2 separate regions of the Homo sapiens genome follow, and region 1 is linked to region 2. A link is a loop called in an ENCODE intact Hi-C map of the cell type or tissue named here. Cell type or tissue: OCI-LY7. All regions are shown on one strand. Each heading gives the region's core, and the rest is flanking DNA. Links, peaks and the distances in the headings are about the cores only.

Region 1 (8,318 bases), core at 133-8,132, 170 kb after region 2:
AATGAGGGACTGTGTTGCTAAGAGCGTTGGGGGCAAAGCCAGGCTGGTTCCTTGGCCTCGGGGTTTCCTGGGTCGGGGACACGGTGAAGAGGCTCCAGCGGGACCTGCCCATCAGTCCTGGGCCAGGAGGGGCTCCAAGCAGCACCCAGCGGTCCGGGGGAGTCTCAGACCCGGCATGCGTGGCTGGCAGACCTGGGAGAGCCAGGGCAGGGTTTTGCGTTCAGAGAAGGATTGCCCCAGAGACCCGTGGTGGACTTCATGGGTGCTGAGTGGCCCGTGTGACAGTGATGACACGAAGGCTTCGGCGTTTGAGTGGGTGCAGGTGCACGCCAGGGCTTGGTGCTTCCCTGCCTGGCCCTGGAGGGAGCTGGGTGGCCTGGCTTCAGGGGAAGACAGGAGCCAGGACACACGTCAGCCCAGCAGGTGTGGGGGGTGCTGCAGCCCTCGGCAGTGGGGTCAGGCCCTGGGGGATGTTTCCAATGGTGGGCAGCCTGGCCAGGCCGGAGAAGACATGTTCACGGGCATCTATCAGATGCCCCCTTGAGGAGGCTGAGTTATTTGAGGGCTGCTGCAAAGTACGCTAGGCTCAAATTCTCTTTTCCCAGCCAGAGCCCTGGCCACACGGACTCAGAGGGGCCACCGGGGTGGGGAAAGGACCCCTCCCCCACCCCCCGCAGCCACTGGCCTCCAGCTCTCGGCCACAGAATGGCCTCTAAGGCTGACTCAGCCACTCCCTTGGGCTGTGGCAGCAGGAGGCGGGGGCTCTGGCTCAGGCCCCGGAGCCTGTGCAGCTTGCCCATGGCCCTAGGCAGCGAGGGGACAGCCTGGGGGACTTCCTGCCTAGGCAAGGTCATTGGCCGGGCCTGGCCTGTGGATAGTGGGGCCAGGGGCCGGCCCAGGCCAAATGAGTGCCCTCCTTGTTATGACACCAAGTGACTACAAGGGAGGCAAGACCCCTCCAGGCCTCTCAGCCGACACTGGGTCCCACCACACACAGTGACTGTGCCGTGCAGTGCAGGTTCTGGCCTTTTCCTTGAAGGCATCTGGTAGACCCGAAGCCACGCTCTCGGGCCGCACATGCACGCCGCAGCACCAGCTGCCCTGAGCTGCTTGTACAACCAAACACCTTTCCCCTCTTCTCCAGCTGTAACCTGGAGAGTCAGCCATGCCTTGTCTTTTGTTCTCATAAATAGTCACTGGGGCCGGGCGCAGTGACTCACGCCTGTAATCCCAGCACTTTGGGAGGCCTAGGTGGGCGGATCACTTGAGGTCAGGAGTTCGAGACCAGCCTGGCCAACATGGTGAAACCCTGTCTCTACTAAAAAAATACAGAAAATTAGCTGGGCGTGGTGGCGGGCGCCTGTAGCCCCAGCTACTTGGGAGGCTGAGGCGGGAGAATGGCAATGGCGTGAACCCGGGAGGCAGAGCTTGCAGTGAGCTGAGATGGCGCCACTGCACTCCAGCCTGGGCGACAGAGCCAGACTCCATCTCAAAAAAAAAAAAAAAATTAGCCGGGCGTGATGGCGGGCACCTGTAGTCCCAGCTACTCAGGAGGCTGAGGCAAGAGAATCACTTGAACCCAGGAGGCAGAGGTTGCAGTGAGCTGAGATCACGCCATTGCACTACAGCCTGGGCAACAAGAGCGAAACTTTGTCTAAAAAAAAAAAAAAATCACTGGGCTTCTTCATGCTCTGATCACATCTCTCGTAAAAGCTTAAGCTCTCTCCGGGGTCCGGGTTGGCCGTGCCGTGGAATTCTGGGTGGCCTGGCTGGGGTCTCTGGAAATGTGGCTGCAGCAGAGAACAGAGACCCTGACATGCAGTTTTCCGTGCTGAGGGGCCCTAGGGGAGTCACACCAAGGGTCCCCACGAGAAAGTTGTGGCATCCCCGGGGGCCGGAGAAGAGCCCCGTGTCTTCTGAGGGGTTCGTCCTTTGTGTCCCCTGCAGACATTTGTCTGCGACCTTTGCCCTCCAGCATGTATGTACTTTCCTGCAGCCTGTAGAAACGCCTCTTACGGTTTAATATGTGTTCGCTTTGCTAAAGAATATCAACATCGGCCAGGCGAGGTGGGGCACGCCTGTCATCCCAGCACTTTGGGAGGCTGAGGTGGGAGGATCACTTGGGCCCAGGGGTGCAAGACCAGCCTGGGCAACATAGCGAGACCCCATGTCTAAAAAAATTATTTTAAATTAGCCAGGCCGGGTGCAATGGCTCGCGCCCGTAATCTTAGCACTCTGGGAGGCCGAGGCAGGCAGATCACTTGAGATCAGGACTTTAAGACCAGCCTCGGCAACAACATGGTGAAACCATCTCTAGCAAAAATACAAAAAATTAGCCGGGTATGGTGGCGGGTACCTGTAATCCCAGCTACTCAGGAGGCTGAGGCAAGAGAATCGCTTGAACGCAGGAGGCAGAGGTTGCAGTGAGCTGAGATCGTGCCACTGCACTCCAGCCTGGACAACAGAGCAAAACTCTGTCTCAAAAAATAATAAATAAAAATAAATTAGCTGGGCGTGGTGGTGCATGCCTGTAGTTCCAGCTACTTGGGAGGCTGAGGTGGGAGGATTGCTTGAGCCTGGGAAGTAGAGGCTGCAGTGAACTATAACTGTGCTAGTGGCCGGGCGCAGTGGCTCACGCCTATAATCCCAGCACTTTGGGAGGCCAAAGCAGGTGGATCACTTGAGGTCAGGAGTTCGAGACCAGCCTGGCCAACATGGTGAAACTCTGTGTCTACTAAAAATACAAAAAATTAGCTGGGTGTGGTGGCGCTCGCCTGTAGTCCCAGCTACTTGGGAGGCTGAGGCAGGAGAATCACTTGAACCCAGAAGGCAGAGGTAGCAGTGAGCCAAGATGGTGCCACTGCACTCCAGCCTGGGCGACAGAGGGTGACTCCTCAAAAAAAAGAAAAATAGCTAAAATATGATTGTACCACTGCACTCCAGCCTGGGTGACAGAGTGAGACCCTGTCTCTAAAAAAAAAAAAAAGAAAATAAAGAAAAAAGAATGTCAGCATGTCAGCGTTCCTCCAAGGAGTGGCTTTGGGTCAAGAAGACAGGCTGGCTCTCCTAAACAAACGGCTCCCCACGGCTGGGAGAGGCAGCAGGCCCTTACTCTGGCCTGAGTCTTTTGGGAGGGGCCCTGCTGGGCCTTCTCCTGCCACCTACCTTCCTGGACCATCTGTGCCCCTGCCCACGCAGTACCACACTCCCCAGACTGTGGAACGCATCTCCAGTGCCATCTGGGGGCCAGTTACTGTACCTGGTCCCCAGGCAGAGCTCTTGGCCTGGCAGCATCCAGGCAGGTATTAAGTGCCCAGTGATGGTGGCACATGGGTGGGGACGGAGCCACATCCAAGTCTAGCCCTCTGATTAGGAGGATGACAGTCTTGGAATTTCTTGTTCTCTTTCTCCTAGGGTTCTCGTTCTCCCAGCTCCAGCCTTTCTAGTTTCGAGGCATGAGGCAAACCATTGCTGTGGGAATAGCAGTGACCATTGGTAGGGCCATGGTGGCCGGGAGAGGAAACCTCAGGGTCACCCCAGAGCCTGTGGGGAGACGGAGGGTGAGCTGTTGTTGGAGCTGCAGAAACGCCTTGAAGGGCAGCATGGGCGATGAGGAATGCCATTGCAGCCTAGAAATTCGGTTTCTGGAGGTTTAGCCTGATTTTGAAGAGTATTTAAGAACAGAGGGCTCCAGACCAGGTGTGGTGGCTCACATCTGTAATCCCAGCACTTTGGGAGGCAGAGGTGGGCGGATCGCCTGAGATCAGGAGTTCGAGACCAGCCTGGCCCACATGGTGAAACCCTGTCTCTACTAAAAATACAAAAATTAGCCGGGCGTAGTGACACACGCCTGTAATCCCAGCTGCTCGGGAGGCAGAGGCAGGAGAATGGCGTGAACCCGGGAGGCGGAGGTTGCAGTGAGCCGAGATCACGCCACTGCACTCCAGCCTGGGTAACAGAGCAAGACTCTGTCTCAAAAAAAAAAAAAAAAGAACAGGGGCCTCTGCCTCAGTTTGCCCGGGAGCCAGCCAGGGCCCATCCTAATTTGGAGCACAGTCTTCCTGGTGCCTAGACATGCCAAGGCCCCTCCCACGTGGTACACCCTCTCCGTTTAGTACCTGACCACCTGTTTCAAAACGCAGGTGTTTCTGGTTTAGAAACTTGGAAGGCGGAATGTGTTTTCGTGTCTTCTAGGAAGGGTCTGCTGAGGACCAGACCACGTAAGCCTGAGTGGATCCTGACTCAGCTGCAGCCCTTACCTGCCTCGTGCTGATGATCTATGCATGGCGTTATGTAGATCACGTGCGGCAGAGACAGCCACTGTCCTGTGTGCGGGTTTTTAAAACAGCTGCCCTGGATGAAACGGAATAAACCAGTGATGCTATTCAAAGTCTTTCTGTTCTTGGGGGATGCTGTGGGCAGAGGGGATAAATTGCAGCCCCTGGCCCTCCCGTGGCATCTGCTGACTGGGGGACCCACATCGTGGCCTGAAAAACTCCTGGAGCGCCCTCTGGCCTCCTGTCGCTGGTCACTGGCCAGTGTCCTCCCAGGCTGCCCCGGCAAGGGGGCGTGGACATCTCTAGAATGGAGGCAGGGTACTCATGTCCAGACACGCCGCCATGGGGCTCCGCCCCGAGAGCGCAGGGTGCCTCTGCCTGGCGCTTCCCCTCCCAGACAGGGCCCTCTCTTTCCAGAAACAAAAGAAGGGGCAGCCCCAGAGGGTGGCTGAGCGACAACAGAGCCCACCTGGACAGGGTCAGCTTGGCGTTCCCCCCAGTCCCTTGAGGAGAGGAGCTACCAGAGCACTGGTCACCTCAGGACATTCTCCAGCCCCAAGTCCCTGTGGGGCAGCAGGAACAGGTGGGTCCCTCCTGCGGGCTGGTGGCACTGCTAAGGAAGCACCAGACAGCCTTTTTTTTTTTTTTGAGACAGAGTCGCTCTGTCACCCAAGCTGGAATGCGGTGGCATGATCTTGGCTCACTGCAACCTCCTCCTCCCAGGTTCAAGCGATCTTGTGCCTCAGCCTCCCAAGTAGCTGGGATTACAGGCACGCACCACCATGCTTGGCTAATTTTTGTATTTTTAGTAGAGACGGGGGTTTCACCATGTTGGCCAGGCTGGTCTCCAACTCATGACCTCGTGATCTGCCCACCTCGGCCTCCCAAAGTGCTGGGATTACAGGTGTGAGCCAGCTTGCCCAGCTTATGTTTATAGATTTATTTTAGAGACAGGGTTGGGCTCTATTGCCCAGGCCAGAGCTGGAGTGCAGTGGTGCAATCATAGCTCTCTGCAGGCTCCAGCTTCTGGGCGCAAGCAATCCTCCCACCTCAGTCTCCCAAGTAGCTACACTTGGGAGACTACGGGCGCACACTACCATGCCCAGCTAATGTTTTTTTTGTAGAGATGGGATCTTGCTATGTTGCCCAGTCTGGTCTTGAACTTCTGGCCTCAAGCGACCCTCCTGCCTTGGCCTCCCAAAGTGCTGGGATTACAGGTGCGAGCCACCATGCCTGGCCCATTCTGTTTTTTGTCGGCCACTGAGGTAGAGGCCCTCTTCTAGGAAAGAATTTCTGTTTGTTTTGTTTTGTTTTGTTTTGTTTTTTTGAAACAGTCTCTCTCTGTCTCCCAGGCTGGAGTGCAGTGGCGTGATCTCAGCTCGCTGCAACCTCCACTTCCCAGGTTCAAGCAATTCTTCTGCCAAGCTGGGACTACAGGCATGCACCACCACCATGCCCTGCTAATTTTTGTTGTTGTCGTTGGTTTTTGAGATAGAGTTTCGCTCTTGTTGCCCAGGCTGGAGTGCAGTGGCACGATCTCAGCTCACCGCAACCTCCGCCTCCCAGGTTCAAGCAATTATCTTGCCTCAGCCTCCCAAGTAGCTGGGATTACAGGCATGCGCCACCACACCTGGCTTATTTTTGTATTTTTAGTAGAGATGGGGTTTCTCCATGTTAGCCAAGCTGGTCTCGAACTCCCGACCTCAGATGATCCGCCTGCCTCAGCCTCCCAAAGTGCTGGGGTTACAGGTGTGAGCCACCACACCCAGCCTTTCTTTTTGCATTTTTAATAGAGACTGAGTTTCATCACACTGGCCAGGCTGGTTTCGAACTCCTGGCCTCAAGTGATCCGCTGGCCTCAGCCTCCTAAAGTGCTGGATTACAGGCATGAGCCACCGTGCCAGGCCTTGTTAATATTTTTAACTCTGGCACTTCACCCTAGAGGCTGCTAGGAATCAGGTGTGCCAAGCAACTGGCACCACTCCATGGAAAGCGTCTAGGGCAGTGCCTTGGTTCTGCCAATCCTGAGAAGCCAGGCTGCCCCTTGGGCTGGGCAGTGGCCTCAGTACCGAGCCCCAGGCCAGCAAGCCCACAAGCCTCGAGAAAGACTGCACTTCCGGTGGAGGCTGCAGTTTCCTTAAAGGGAAAATCTGCCCCACCCCTGTCAAGGGCAGGACACAAGTCACTGGCATTGAAGGACCCACTCCACACCCAGCAGATCATCGACGCAGACTTTTTTTTTCCCAGATAGAGTCTCACTCTGTCGTCCAGGCTGGACTGCAATGGTGTGATCTTGGCTCACTGTAACCTCCGCCTCCCGGGCTCAAGTGATTCTCCTGCCTCAGCCTCCTGAGTAGCTAGGATTACAGGCGCCCACCATCACGCCTGGCTAATTTTTGTATTTTTAGTAGAGACGGGGTTTTGCCATGTTGGCCAGGCTGGTCTTGAACTCCTGACCTCAAGTGATCCTCCTGCCTCAGCCTCCCAAAGTGCTGGGATTATAGGCGTGAGCCACCTCGTCCGGCCCAAGACTTTTTGCCTCAGATGCTGCAGAGCCCTGGTGGGGCCCAGGAGGGCAAGGCCCACACAGGAGCCGAAACCCATGTAGAACCTGCCAACCTGTAGCTCACACCTATAATCCCAGCACTTTGGGAGGCTGAGGTGGGCGGATCGCTTGAGCCAAGGAGTTCGAGACCAGCCTGGGCAACATTACGAGACCCTGTCTCTACAAAAATACAAAAATTACCCGGGCTTGGTGGCTCGTGCCTATAGTCCCAGCTACTGGGGAGGCTGAGGTGGGAGAATCATCTGAGCCCAGGGAGGTTGAGACTGCAGTGAGCCAAGATTGTGCCACTGCACTCCAGCCTGGGTAAAATGAGTGAGACCACGTCTCAACCCCTTTCACAGCCCGTCTGCGGCCCACCCACCCATGGGTACTGTGGGATGGGGGACAGGCTGGCTTAACACAAATCGAGGCAGGAATAACCCCAGAGAATGGGCTTTGCATGGAGCTTGGCTCCTGTCCCTGCCTGTGAGGGAGGACCAGACTCGGCCTCACCACCTGCCACTCTGAGCAAACAGGCAACGGTGTTTCCTGAACATCTTTCTGAAGCGGCTGAGGGATGTCAGCTGAGCCCCCGCTGGGCCTGCTCTGGAGCGGGATGTCTCCAGAAGCCGCCCTTGGAGCGGGCACTTCCCTATTTGGGCGTGTCCCAGTCCCATGCCTCACCATCCCCTTGCTTGAAGCTCCAAGAGCATGAGAGTGGGCAGCCTGGTCTGCTGAGGAAAGTGTCTGATGGATGCGGAAATGGCCACCCCAAACACCGGTAAGCAGATGTTACCCTGCAGGCGGTGGCTCCTGGGGCCCAGCCCTGCAGAAACACATGGGGCAGGCTGGGCAGAGGGGCTCACACCCGTTATTCCCAGCGCTTTGGGAGGCTGAGGCGGGAGGATCGCTTGAGCCCAGGAGTTTGAGACCAGCCTGGGCAACATAGCAAGACTCTATCTCCACTAAAAATCAAAACAAAACAATTAGCTGGGTATGGTGGCACACGCCTGTAGTTCCAGCTACTGGGGAGGCTGAGGGGGAGGATCACTTGAGCCCAGGAGTTCAAGGCTGCAGTGAGCCATGATTGCGCCACTGCACTCCAGCCTGGGCAACAGAGCAAGACCCTGCCCCGCCGCCTGAAAGAAAGAAAAAAGAAAGAGAAAGGAAGAGAAAGAAAGGAAAAGAAAAAGGAAACATACGAGGCTATGGGGCCGTGTACGGGGGCCAGGCTGTGGCAGAAGCATCCTGGCGTGGCCTTCTCCAGCCCCATCCTGGTTGGGTAAGGTGTCGCCGTGGGTCTTCGTGTCACAGCTTCAAGGACAGACCCAACTCTGGTATCACAAACTTAACAGGTAATGGAGTTTCCTAAAGTGTGCTCTGCAGGAGTGCTGGAAGGGCCAGCATGGAAGGACCCCAGGGAGGGAGATTTCTTTGCTCCACAGCATCCCCAAGCCTCACGAGGCCTCTCCCCTCCAAGTCTCTATGTGCATCGT
Region 2 (8,318 bases), core at 31-8,030:
CAACATGGTGAAACCCCGTCTCTACTAAAAATACAAAAATTAGCCGGGCATGGTGGCGGGCACCTGTAGTCCCAGCTACTTGGGAGGCTGAGGCAGGAGGATCGCTTGAACCTGGGAGGTAGAGGTTGCAGTGAGCTGATGAGATCGTGCCACTGCACTCCAGCCTGTGTGACAGAGCAAGACTCCATCTCAAAAAAAAAAAAAAATCCTTCCTTTTTAAGGCTGTATAATATTTTATTGTGCATATAGACCACATTTTGTTTATCCATTCACCTATTCATTTACATTGCTTCCACCTTTTGGCTGTGGCGGATAATTCTGCTGTGAACATGGGTGTATAAATATCTCTCCAAGTCTCTGCCTTCAATTCTTTTGGGTATCTACCCAGAAGTGGAATTACTAGATCCTATGGTAATTCTATGTTTAACGTTTTTAGAGGAAGCGTCATACTGCCATATACTTTTTTGTACTGCTCAAGTTTTGGTTGTGTTTGTTTTTTGAGACCGAGTCCCGCTCTCTTGCCCAGGCTGGAGTGCAGTGGCACAATCCTGGCTCACTGCAACCTCCACCTCCTGGGTTCAAGCGATTCTTCTGCCTCAGCCTCCCGGATAGCTGAGATTACAGGCGTCTGCCATCACACCCAGCTAATTTTTGTATTTTTAGTAGAGACAGGATTTCTCCATATTGGCCAGGCTGGTCTCGAACTCCTGACCTCAGGTGATCTGCCCACCTCAGCCTCCTAAAGTGCTGGGATTACAGGCGTGAGCCACCGCGCTGGCCACTGCTTGAATTTTGAATAGTGTGAAAGAAACACTTATTCAAGCATTTGAATAAATTGAAAACTGAGATTCCATTTCACGTTGCCTTTAGATTGGCAAATATTAAAACCACAGCGTGTGATTCCATGAATACGAACATTCGGTATAGGCAAATCCATAGAGACAAAAAAGAGACTGCCGGTTACCAGGCAGTAGGGGAGGAGGGAATGGGGAGTGACTGCTGGCAGGTTTGGGGTTTCTTATTGGGGTGATTTTAAATGTTCTGGAATTAGGTAGTGGGGATGGTTGCATAACATTGTGAATACAAATGACCGAACTGTACACTTTGAAATGCTGATGTTTATGTTATGGGTATTATATCTCAATAATAGTTTTTAAAAGGCTAATACCAATGACAAAAAAAAGTATGAAGAAATCTGACCAGGCATCGTGGCTCATGCCTGTAATCCCAGCACATTGGGAGGCCGAAGTGGGAAGATTGCTTGAGCCCAGGAGTTTGAGACCAGCCTGGGCAACGCAGTGAGACCCCGACTCTGCAAAAATAAAAAAGTAGCTGGGCATGGTGGTGTGAGCCTATAGTCCCAGCTACCTGGGAGGCTGAGATGGGAGGATCGCTTGAGTCGGGAGGCTGAGGCTGCAGTGAGCTCTGGTCATGCCACTTTATTCTAGCCTGGGTGATAGAGCAAGACCCTGTCTCTAAAATATATAGACAGGGGCCAGGCGCAGCAGCTCACGCCTATAATCCCAACACTTTGGGAGGCAGAGATGGGTGGATCACCTGAGATCAGGAGTTCGAGACCAGCCTGAACAAAATGGTAAAACCCTGTCTTTACTAAATACAAAAAAACTAGCCAGGCATGGTGGCACATGCCTGTAATCCCAGCTACTTGGGAGGCTGAGGCAGGAGAATCGCTTGAACCCGGGAGGCAGAGGTTGCAGTGAGCCGAGATTGATTGCGTCGTTGCACTCCAGCCTGGGCAACAAGAGCGAAACTCCATATCAAAAAAATAATAAAAATAAAAATAAAAAATAAAATAAAATATATAGACAGGGTCTTGCTCTGTCATATATTAAGGTTGATGCAAATGTAATCATGGTGTTTGCCATTACTTTTAAGGGCAAAAACCACGATTACATTTGCACCAACGTGATACATATGAAGAAACCTGACCCAAGATCCCTGACTTCTGCCTGTGGTGGGGCCACAGTGGGGGAAGGGGCAGCTTTACAGAGTCAGGCAGGTCAAGGAGAAGGCTGTGGGCACAGAAGGGGCTCCAGGTAGACGGAGCAGCACCTGTGCCAGCACGGAGGCCTCTCCCCCACCCCTTTCCTTGCCCCTCCCCCCCCAGGAGAACCGCCTGGCCCAGCACACCCTCCAGGCCCTGCAGAGTGAGCTGGACAGCCTGCGCGCCGACAACATCAAGCTCTTTGAGAAGATCAAGTTCCTGCAGAGCTACCCTGGCCGGGTGAGGGCCCTCCCCTGGCCTCAGCTCCAGGTGGACCAGGCAGGGAGAGAGGCCGATCAGGGCTCTGGAGATGGGAGGGTCGGGGACCAAGACCTGCTGGGCAGCACTGGGCCCCAGAGACCCCTGAGGCCTTCCGACATCTCCCCACCCACCCACCTGCCTGCTAGCTGCCCTCCCTAAGCCGGGAGAAGCTCACAGAGTGGAGCCCCTGTCCAGATTCATTCATAAAAACTGGCCAGAAGGACCAGGCACGGTGGCTCATGCCTGTCATCCCACCACTGTGGGAGGCCGAGGCAGGAGAATTGCCTGAGCTCAGAAGTTCGAGACCAGCCTGGCCAATATGGTGAAACCCCGTCTCTACTAAAAATACAAAAAAAGTATCCGGGCATGGTGGTGCACACCTGTAGTCCCAGCTACTCAGGAGGCTGAGGCAGGAGAATCGCTGGAACCCAGGAGGCGGAGGTTTCAGTGAGCCAAGATCACACCACTGCACTCCAGCCTGGGCAACAAGAGCGAAACTCCGTCTCAAAAATAAAATAAAATAAAAATAAATAAAATAAAATTAAAATAAAATAAAATAAAATAAAATAAAAAAATAAAATAAAATATAAAATAAAATAAATAAAATAAAATAATAAAATAGTAAAGTAAAATAAAATAATAATAAATAAAATAAAATAAAATAGAAAAGAAAATACTAGCCAGAAGGGCCAGGCACAGTGGCTCATGCCTGTAATCCCAGCACCGTGAGAGGCCGAGGCGGGTGGAGTTTGAGACCAGCCTGGCCGACATAGTGAAACCCTATCTCTACTGAAAATACAAAAATTAGCCAGGCATCGTGGCACGTGCCTGTAGTCCCAGCTACTCAGGAGGCTGAGGTGGGAGGATCACTTGAGCCCAGGAGGTACAGGCTGCAGTGAGCTGAGATCCAGCCACTACACTCCAGCCCAGGTGACAGAGCAAGACCCTGCCTCCAAAAAATAAAAATAAATAGGCTGGGCATGGTGGCTCAGGCCTGTAATCCCAGCGGTTTGGGAGGCTGAGGCGGGCGGATCATTTGAGGTCAGGAGTTCCAGACCAGCCTGGCCAACATAGTGAAACCCCGTCTCTACTAAAAATATAAAAATTGGCTGGGCGTGGTGTCATGCACCTGTAATCCCAGCTACTCAGGCGGCTAAGGCAGGAGAATCGCTTGAACCTGAGAGGTGGAGGTTGCAGTGAGCCGAGGTCACACCATTGCACTCCAGCCTGGGCGACAGAGCGAAACTCTGTCTCAAATAAATAAATAAGCAATAATAAAAAATGTAAACAGAATTTGGTCCACACTCCAAAAAGCAACCAAGAGAGTGGATCAGAAACTCACTTGCCGAGTTTTTCTGGGCTAGGGAGGCCTGTGCGTGGCTTCTCTCAGCCCCCAGGCCTCCCAGGGGCCACCCCGTGCCAGGAAACCCTTTCTATGAGTGAGAGAAGAGCGTGGGGCATAGTGGGGCAGGGATTCACCTCTCCCTCTTCCTTTGGGGCCCAGCAGCCCCCAGCCCTGTCCCCACCCATCAGAGCCGCTCCTTGGCCACCAGAGGGCACTCAGACTCTGCAAACCAGCCTGGCTCTGGGTGGCCAGCTGGGGGGCGTCTCCTCTCCCAGCTGCCTGCCTGCTCGCATGACCACCCCACACTCCCAGCAAACCCACCTTCCTGCAGCTGCGCCCGGCCCTGCCTGGGCCTCAGTTCCCCATCTGTGCCCGGAGGCACTGTGGCCCTGACCCCATGGGTAACTCCATGCCCCTGTGGCAGGAGGCACCAGCCACATTCACATTGTCACCCCAGCACCCTCTCCTCCCGCCTCTGAGATCTAGGGCTCCCTCCCCCACTTCCCTTTTTTGCAGATGAGGAAACTGAGGCTCCCCTGGGCTCCTGCCCTTCCCGCTGGGCCCCAAGGCACTGACTGGTTCTCTTCCCCTCCCTGTCTGTGCAGGGCAGCGGCAGTGATGACACGGAGCTGCGGTACTCGTCCCAGTACGAGGAGCGCCTGGACCCCTTCTCCTCCTTCAGCAAGCGGGTTCGTGAGCCCAGCCTGGGCAGGGGAGGGGAGGGGCATCAGCCCAGGGAAGCCCAGGGGTCCCCCCATCACTTGGCCCCTATCCCTGAGCACTCGGCCTTCCCTGGCTCCCCTCCACCTGCCCTTGTCTGGGTGCTCTCGGCCAGCCTTGCCACGCCAGCCCTGCACACCCTGGCCCCTCAGGCCAGGAGCCCCCCCAAGACAGCCTCCCCACCGCTTCAGTGCAATGTAGGCCCAGGGCCCATTCAGGAACACCTGCCGAGGACTACCCGAGGGTGTGTGGCAGTGACCGGGTTAACCTGGAGTGCATTTGCGGGACAGGCAGACAAGGAAAAACCAGTTACAGCTCCCAGAATCGGGCGATCCATTGTGGGGACCCCACCCCACAACTCCCCTCCCCCACCCAGACTGCAGAAGTTCTGCCCGTGGAGTACTTTCCCATGGGCAGAATGGACGGCTGCAGAGGCGGGGAGGGGCTCTCACAGATGTCAGGGGAGTCCAGAATGTCACACTGAGTAGACTGTGCACCCAGGGAAGCCCCTGGCAGCACCCTGGCAGCCCCCTGGGGGTCTGCAAGAACAGCGGGCAGGGTGTCCTGTGGCTGGCCAGGCCCTGCTCTCTGCCACAAGCCAGGGCCTGTGAGGTCCTTTGGGGTCCTTTCCTGACTGTCCCTCCCTGTGCAGGAGCGGCAGAGGAAGTACCTGAGCTTGAGTCCCTGGGACAAGGCCACCCTCAGCATGGTGAGTCCCTGCCCCTACCCACCCCCTCCCTGGACAGGCCTGAGCCTCTGTCTCCAGGCACCTCTTCACCTGCCCTGCAGCCCAGGCTGGAGGAGCCGCCAGCCCTGCCAAGAGTGGCTGTGTGATCTGGGACAGGGTCTCTCCCCTTCCCGGGCAGATCCTCTGAGAGCATGGTTCACAGCATGGTTCTGAACTGGGCTGTAGAGGGGGCATTCCTCAGAATTCCTGCAGCCTAGAGTCAGACATGGTGGCTCACACCTGTCATCCCAGCACTTTGGGAGGTGGGAGGATTGCTTGAGCCCAGGAGTTCGAGACCAGCCTGGGCAACACAGTAAGATCCTGTCTCTACAAAAAATAAAATTAGCCAGGCGCAGTGGTGTGCACCTGTAGTCCCAGCTACTCAGGAGGCTGACGGAGGAGGATCACTTGAGCCTAGGAAGTCAATGCTACAGTGAGCTGTGACCACTACATTCCAGCCTGGGCAACCTTGTCTAAAAAAACGTTTTTAAAGAATTCCGGTGGCCGGGCACAGCAGCTCACGCCTGTAATCTCAGCACTTTGGGAGGCCAAGTTGGGCGGATCACCTGAGGTCTGGAGTTCGAGACCAGCCTGGCCAACATAGTGAAACCCTATCTCTAGTAAAAATACAAAAATTAGCTGGGCGTGGTGACGCACACCTGTAATCCCAGCTACTCAGGAGGCTGAGGCAGGAGAATCACTTGAACCCAGGAGGTGGAGGTTGCAGTGAGCCAAGATCACACCACTGCACTCCAGCCTGGGCGACAGAGGGAGACTCTGTCTCAAAAAAAAAAGAATTCCAGCAGCCCATGTCCCTGGCCCATAATGATGGAATAGGGGCCCCAGCTTCCTGTCCCTTCCCTCCCCTTGCCACCCTAGGGCCCTTTCTGTGAAGCCCAGGCAGCCCTGCAGGGGTGGGTGAGGCCGGCCCCATCCCCACTCACCCCCTCCTTGCTCCCAGGGGCGTCTGGTTCTCTCCAACAAGATGGCGCGCACCATCGGCTTCTTCTACACACTGTTCCTGCACTGCCTGGTCTTCCTGGTGAGTGTGCACACGGGCGGGCCAGAGGCACATTCACCATCCCCAGCCCTGACCTCCAGGGCAGCAGGGGCCTGTTACGGTGGCCTGGCCCCTGGGCCTACCCCAAGCTGCATCTCTAGCTTGCGGCCATGCCTCTCCCCTTCGAGAGCCTTGGCCCACCCCAGGGACGAGAAGGACCCACCCCATTGGGACCTCTGGCCAGGGCACCAGCCGGGCCGCTCCGTGAAAGAGGCCTGGCTGATCACATCTGGGACTGGTCCTGAACGGGCTTCATAGGAAGAAGGGATGGAGTGGGAAGGGAGCAGGTCTAATGAACTCCACCAAGGGACAGTCACGAAGACTGCACAGAGAAGGGGCGTCTTGAACTAACCTCCCCAGCTGTGGAGGTGGCGTTCTAGTTAGCGGATAAGGGCCTCCATGTCTGCCAAGTTGGGGGAGAAGAGGGGTGGAAGGCTGTGTCTCTGGAAGGATCCAGCCTTGGGGACTCCTGTCCCCCGCACAGTCAAGATGGCCCCTACAGAGCTAACCTGGGCTCAAGTTCTGACCCCAGGGTCCAGCGGCTCCTGGCCCTTCCAAGGGTTGGCCCACAGTATTAGAGGAGGTGCCTCCGTGTCTGGGCCCATCTGATCATCTGCAGAAGCAGTGGGTGCAGGAACATGTCTAAGACCCACCCGCCCCGGAGTCTGGGGCTCGAGAACCTTTATGTTCCAGGCCAGGCCCAGGGGCCATGGGTGGGCTGCAGGGGTGGCCTTGAGGCGAACGGGCAGCTCACCGTGTCTCCACCTGGCCAGGTGCTCTACAAGCTGGCATGGAGCGAGAGCATGGAGAGGGACTGTGCCACCTTCTGCGCCAAGAAGTGAGGACCCCCACTTGGGCCCCCCCTCAGCCCCACAGCGAGCTCCCAGCACCCCCGCAACACCCCCGAGTTCCTGCCTCATGTCCCCCACTCCTTAGCCCTCCATCACAGCCCCCCATTCTGGCCCTCCCCCTACCCCTACTCCCGGTATCCACTACCCCCTAGCCCCACCCCATCACATGGTACACACCCCCCTTCCCCAACACACACACTCGGCCTCAGCAAAGCTTCCCGTGTCCCCCAGGTTCGCTGACCACCTGCACAAGTTCCACGAGAATGACAACGGGGCTGCGGCTGGTGACTTGTGGCAGTGATACCCCGGGGCCTCCCCCGTGACAGTGACGGCTGCGCCTCCACCCCGACTGCTCAGTGCATCTAATCACTTAGACTCCCCTGAAGAATCCCCCATGGAAACTGCCCTTATCCGCTGTCCAGCAGCTGCCAGAGGCCCCAGGTCACCTCGGGTCCCCTTGAAAGAATGTCTCGGTCACATCAGGCCCGCTAGGTCCAGAGAGCGAGCCCCCAATGCCCGGCCAGGCTAAGCCGCAGAGACCCTCTCAGCCCCCACCTCAGGTTAGGGCTCTGCCCGCAGCCTGACCTCTAGCCCTGGTGGCAGAGGTCCCTCAGCTGCGAGGCTAATTGGGTGACCACCGATTCCAGCTGCGGTTAATCCAGCTTGGGCCTGTCTGCACTGCGATCCTCTTGGGCTCTCCTAGGATCCCCCCATGCCCCGTAAGAGGTGGAAGACGCTTCCTTCCAGGACAGCAGGCTTTGAGTCCAGCACCCCCAGCCTGCCTTTGCCACCAGCCCCACCCTGCAGAGTATATGAGGCTTGACAGAGTCTGCCCCCTCCCCCACTGCACCCCAAGAGAGAGAGCCCCAGCCAGCGGAACAGTTTCTATTACCCCCTCCCTGCCCCCAGACCCATGTGATTTCTGCTTTCTTCTTTAGCAAGATATTCTGGTTTCTAGATAAGGAAGAGTCTCTAATGAGCCCCCGAGCCCCAGTCTCTTCAGACTCATGGATTGGTATGAGGGGTCTGAACGTCTCCTAGCCAATCAGAACTGGCTGTGGACCACCCTAGCACGGCCACCTCTCAGGGCCACTGGCAGGCCTTCCTGAGTTAGATTTGTAGTTGCATATTTAGCTTTGCACATTTGAAATAAACCACGGTTGCAGCCACCCTGGTGCCCTGTGCTCTGGGACGCTGGAGGGACTGGAGGCTGGTGGGGATGCCTGCGGTGCCACCCCTGGGAGCTGGGGCTGGCCTCACAGCTGGGCACACAGAACATTCCTCCCCCTCTTCTCATCTCCAGGAATTCCATGAGTACATTCAGAGCTCTGCTGAAACCCAGATCCAGT

Evidence for each region. Hi-C counts contacts between places; a loop is a spot of excess contacts. Peaks named below come from ENCODE experiments on the same cell type or tissue, not always from the same donor. Only the 100,000 strongest peaks of a DNase experiment are listed, where the experiment ranks them.
Region 1: it touches region 2 in a loop (7-fold over the local background); 21 of 110 quality-filtered maps call a loop at or near these places.

Annotation. Positions count from the first base shown.
Region 1 is chr7:102,447,226-102,455,543 of GRCh38, forward strand. ORAI2 (ORAI calcium release-activated calcium modulator 2) reads left to right here. Exons shown (of 4, transcript NM_001126340.3): 4 at 1-8,318. Among named protein-coding and RNA genes, the nearest start is that of ALKBH4, 13 kb to the right of the region's middle. RefSeq lists enhancers at 3,298-3,357, 7,487-7,987. In OCI-LY7, for the core only: CTCF peaks have their summits at 568, 3,254 (motif pointing left) and 3,456; DNase peaks (open chromatin) are centred at 3,246, 3,656 and 4,196; H3K4me3 peaks cover 294 bases; H3K27ac peaks cover 2,874 bases.
Region 2 is chr7:102,275,821-102,284,138 of GRCh38, forward strand. It overlaps a transcript of CUX1 not described here. Among named protein-coding and RNA genes, the nearest start is that of SH2B2, 6.9 kb to the right of the region's middle. RefSeq lists enhancers at 3,391-4,009, 4,010-4,629. In OCI-LY7, for the core only: CTCF peaks have their summits at 3,801 (motif pointing right) and 4,005; DNase peaks (open chromatin) are centred at 3,391 and 3,831; H3K4me3 peaks cover 2,126 bases; H3K27ac peaks cover 2,699 bases.